Regions from separate parts of the Homo sapiens genome. Here region 2 is linked to region 1. The links are chromatin loops, found by intact Hi-C in ENCODE. Cell type or tissue: heart right ventricle. All regions are shown on one strand.

Region 1 (2,500 bases):
GGTAGACACCAGCCTACAGTCCTAAGGCAGGAAGGGGCAAAAAGAGCAACAGGAAAGTACAGCTTGCTACATGAAAAAAGCAATCTCAAAAGAATGGGAAGATGGACCTCAGGCATTTAAGGTTTTACCTCGGAACGCCAGACTATTCTGTATCTTGGAAACACTCTTTCTTTTTCTTTGGACTTCAATCTTTATTTCCAAATCAGGACTGGAAATGGGAATTATGAAGCCAAAAATATCAAACAGCCTCAGATCCTTTGGTTAAAAACATCAGCGGCAACACACGACTGAGCTTACCTCCCCCATTCTTGACATTTCATTATAAGAGGAAAACCACAAGCCGAACTTAGCAAAGGCTGTTATAATTAACTCACAAGCCCTCGTGTGCTTACTAGTGGTTTTTAAGTTTCTGAGGCTTAGATGTAATGTAAGATGTGTTATTTAATATGCATTATGGAGGGAGGAAACAAAGACACATTTTTATTCTCTTTTGCTATACAGCAGCCTGGTTGGTTCCATTCCATCCATTTAATTTACTGTTTCCAGGCACAAGGGAATTGTTTCCATGTGACACTTATCTATATAAATTTGGGATAAACGGAATTAACGTGTCAATTGAGGTTCTTGATGGCAAATAACAGAGACCAAGTCTGGCCCTGTGAGGCAAAAAAGGAATTTATTAAAGTGTATTAGGTGACTCAGAATCCCAGGAGGCTGCAGAGTGAAGCTGGGAGGCTGTGTATCCCGCGACCATTCCGCAAATCAGTTCTAGCGGTGGTCCGGTGGATGGATACCCTCCTGTCTTTGCTCTGGGCAGAGATGCTGCAGCTTGCCCTGAGAGCACCCTGACATTGCACAAGCTGCTGGGTCTCCTGTAAACTGGCTGTAGTGGCCACCATCCTGCCAGTGCGCCCACAAGTCCTAACTGGGCTCCCCTGGTTCTCATTTGGTGCCCCCTTCTCATGTTCCTCCTCTAAAGATCTCTACTCGAATCCCGCTCCCTGCCCATTTTGGTTACCCTTACCCAAAGGAAGGGGGCTCACACTCTAGAAACACACACACACACACACACACACACACACACACACCCCCTGTACCCCAGTGGCTTTTGCCCAGGTTGGAGTCATTTTATCCGCAGTGGCCCCTGGGGCTTCATGGTCAGTGATGTTGAGAGAGGTGGTCCAGACCCTGTGGTGATCAAGTTCCCCAGGCAGGGTCTCCTTGTTCCCAATCCTGCCGTGGACTTGGAAGGCACTCCTGATTCTTTACTTAACCATTTAGAGCAAGCTCACACATGTCTCCAAAGGACAGATGTCAAGCCTTGGGAGACAGTATATTCTGAACTCATATCAGGAAAGAAGAGTCTTATATTCATTGCAAGGTTCTTTTCTGACATGGTCTGTGAGCCTCATTTTTATGCAGAGTGGTTACCTTGGAATCCCCCAAGACAGTTTCAGGCCCACACTATTTTCTATTGGCTACTCCCATTGGTGGACCTGGCCAGGGCTCCTGGCTGACTGTGTATGGCAAGATCCTTCCCCATCTCCCTCTTCGGGGTGGGGGATAGTACAGGGCCCGGTGCTGATGCTTCCCATCACCATGTGATGTCACTCCTCATGTGCGGGTGGGGCAAGGCCATATACAGAACATTTGAGGTGGTGGAATTACCAGCTTGAGAATTAACCGTTCCTACTTTTCTCAAGTTGTAAGCTCTACGACAAAGAAAAAGAGGTAGCTTTTTTCCCTTCTTATCCCAAATGAGGAGCCAGGTTCCGTGTCCTGGATGTCTGAACTTCTTTTATCTCCAAGGAGCATTAGATATCTTTGTTTTCAACAGTCGGAGTTCCTGTGTGAGACAGTACACAACCCACTGGAACGACAGGGCTCTGTGGGGTGAAGAGGAGGACAAAGGGAGCAGAGCCCCAAGGCTGGTGGGAGGGCAGGAGAGGAGACTCTGGAACAGTGCAGGGCACTCCCACGGGCAGGCACTACCTCAAGGAAGGTGACAACTTGGATAATGGCTGCCTGCCTGGAGGCCAGTGAAGGACAGGGTACTGATCTGTCATGCAGGGCCCTGATAGCCAAGGCAAGTGTCTCCCAGTACCGAACCTAGAATGCAGGGGCTGGCAAACTTGGTATATTAGTCCGTTCTCACATTGCTGATAAAGACATACCCGAGACTGGGTAATTTATAAAGGAAAAAGGTTTAATGGAGTCACAGTTCCACATGGCTGGGGAGGCCTCACAATCATGGCAGAAGGCAAAGAGAAGCAAAGGCACATCTTACATGGCAGCAGGCAAGAGAGCTTGTGCAGGGAAACTCCCATTTATAAAACCATCACATCTCATGAGACTTATTCACTATCACGAGAACAGTATGGGGGAAACTGCCCCCGTGATTCAATTATCTCCACCTGGCCCCATCCTTGACACGTGGGGATTATTATAATTCAAGGAGAGATTTGGGTGGGGACACAGCCAAACAATATTGCTTGGCATA
Region 2 (2,500 bases), 180 kb after region 1:
CTCAAAGAATGAATATATTTCCAGTGGCACTAAGAACAGTGACTACAAATTCTAAAAACAGAAGATAGTTGTAGGGCAGAGTCCTTCTAAATGTTCAGAGAGGAACATGTCTATTTTTCCCATTAATTAGCATAATTTATCAACTAATGTTTTGCCCTATTTACCTCAACATATATTTTTCACAAGCTTAGCACACATTAGATAAAGAAGGAATAACAGGCCAGGTGTGGTGGCTCATGCTTGTAATTCTAGCAATTTGAGAGGTTGGTGGCTTGAGGCCAGGAGTTCGAGACCAGTCTGGGCAACATAGCAAGTCCCCATCTCTACAAAAAATTTTAAAAAAATTAGCCAGGTGTGGTGGCACACACCTGTGGTCTTAGCTACTCAGGAGGCCGAAGCAGAAGGATCCTGAGCCCAGGAGTTCCAGGCTGCAGTGAGCTATGATCATGTCACTGCTGCACTCTAGCCTGGGCAACACAGCAAGACCCTATCTCTTAAAAACAAAAAAATGGGAAGGGAAAAAAAAACTATTTTAATTGGGGAGAGTTAAGTCTGAGAGCTGATTTTGTCTACTTCTCAGCATCAGTTTGAGGTCTCCTTTCATTTTATTTCAAATGGAAATAGATAACCAGGTATATTAAAAGCAAAAGGTAGTAAACTATGTCCGTATTATTCACACTTGGAAGTTTTCAACATTAAAAAATAACTGACCATTTGCTTAATGCTATATTACTTAAAGCCACCAAGCCTGTGGTAAGTTGCTGCTTAAAGAGGAAGGAATTCATACCATGCCCTGACAGTTACAAGAATGCTTTTTGGTATAAGGCTATTTAGTGTTCATTTGTGCTTGTTTAGTGCTTTTTAGTATATGGCTGCTTGTACAGGTAGGGAAGTATGTTTGCAAATAGTTGCAATATTTTCCTTTTGGTCCTGTGGCTTTCAACAGAACAAAATGTCCTTTGGTACACTTGAAAGCGACATGCCAGTGAAGAAGAGGGACACACCAATACAACCAGGCAAACATTCCACAGCAAGTGTCTAGGGTTTTCACTTTCCAACTCCAACCCTTGAAAAGAATTAAACCAAACCAACACACTCAGAAACAGGTGGGATGCAATCAGAAAAGCCGAGTGGGGCTGCCTCCTGTTCCACCTTACCCAGGCTCTGTGATTGGGGCAGCCTTCTGCAAGCCTGAGGCAGCCAGGCGAACCTCCAGAGCTCATATGTAAAGGGGCCAGGGTTTGTTAGCCATGGAATACATATAGGTAGATTAGTAAAGCCTCTGACTTTTAATACTATTCTTTATATTATCCTATTGCAAAGACATGGGAAAAAAGCAAACTCTTAATTATTCAGGACAAAATAGTGACATGATTATTGCTAATACTTCATTTAAATAAACTGTGCCACAGGGGGAAGAAAAGGTAATCTTGGTGCTTAACAGTGGATTCTACTTTTAAAATATGACACTATTATCACTTTCTTATTATCACATTTCCTTACGGATTTCAGGAGAGGGAGTTTATAACAAAATTAACAAAATTCCTTACTGCACCATACTACTACTTAATTAGCACACTAAGAATGAAAAGTTAAGTCTGCATTCTGTGTTTAGGTGATCATGAATCATAATCATTGGTACGTAGCATTTTGCTTAATTCCTTTTAATAGTATTTAGTGCGCTGGGCGCAGCGGCTCACGCCTGTAATCCCAGCACTTTGGAAGGCCAAGGCAGGCAGATCACCTGAGGTCAGGAGTTCGAGACCAGCCTGGCAAGCATGGCGAAACCCCATCTCCACTAAAAATACAAAAAATCAGCTAAGCGTGGTGGCAGACGCCTGTAATCCCAGCTACTCAGGAGGCTGAGGCAGGAGAATTGCTTGAACACAGGAAGTGGAGGCTGTGTTGCCATGGCACTCCAGCCTGGGCAACAAGAGCAAAACTCCATCTCAAAAAAAACAAAAACAAAACAAAACAAAACAAAGTACCTAATGCTAGGCTGGGTACGGTGGCTCACGCCTGTAATCCCAGCACTTTGGGAGGCCAAGGCAGGCGCATCACATGAGGTCAGGAGTTCGAGACCAACCTGGCCAACAGAAACCCTGTTTCTACTAAAAGTACAAAAATTAGCCGGGCATTGTGGTGGGCACCAGTAGTGGTGAGCGCCAGCTACTTGGGAGGCTGAGGCAGGAGGATCACTTGAACCCGGTAGGTGGAGCCTGCAGTGAGCTGAGATTGTACCCTTGCACTCCAGCCTGGGTGACAGAGTGAGACTCCATCTCAAAAAAAAAAAAAAAAAACAAAACAACAACAACAAAAAGTACCTAATGCTGGAATAGGTTGACCATGGTGAAAACTTTACTGTAACAGAATTGCATATATTAATATTTGAGTCATGGGGAGGGGTCTGCATACCAGTGTTATTTATGAAACAAGAAAGCAGAAGACTGTATTTCCAGAGCTCACTTGGACTAATATTTAATACAACAAAATTTTCTTA

What was found. Peaks named below come from ENCODE experiments on the same cell type or tissue, not always from the same donor. Only the 100,000 strongest peaks of a DNase experiment are listed, where the experiment ranks them.
Region 2: a loop joins it to region 1, with 1.9 times the contacts of the local background. A loop is called at or near these places in 11 of 110 quality-filtered maps.

The regions. Positions count from the first base shown.
Region 1 is chr10:114,093,963-114,096,462 of GRCh38, reverse strand. No RefSeq gene overlaps it. Among named protein-coding and RNA genes, the nearest start is that of ADRB1, 51 kb to the right of the region's middle. In heart right ventricle, no CTCF peak of the experiment used is centred here; no DNase peak of the experiment used is centred here; H3K27me3 peaks cover 126 bases.
Region 2 is chr10:113,913,648-113,916,147 of GRCh38, reverse strand. NHLRC2 (NHL repeat containing 2) reads right to left here. Exons shown (of 11, transcript NM_198514.4): 11 at 1-2,500. Among named protein-coding and RNA genes, the nearest start is that of NHLRC2, 60 kb to the right of the region's middle. In heart right ventricle, no CTCF peak of the experiment used is centred here; no DNase peak of the experiment used is centred here; H3K27ac peaks cover 748 bases.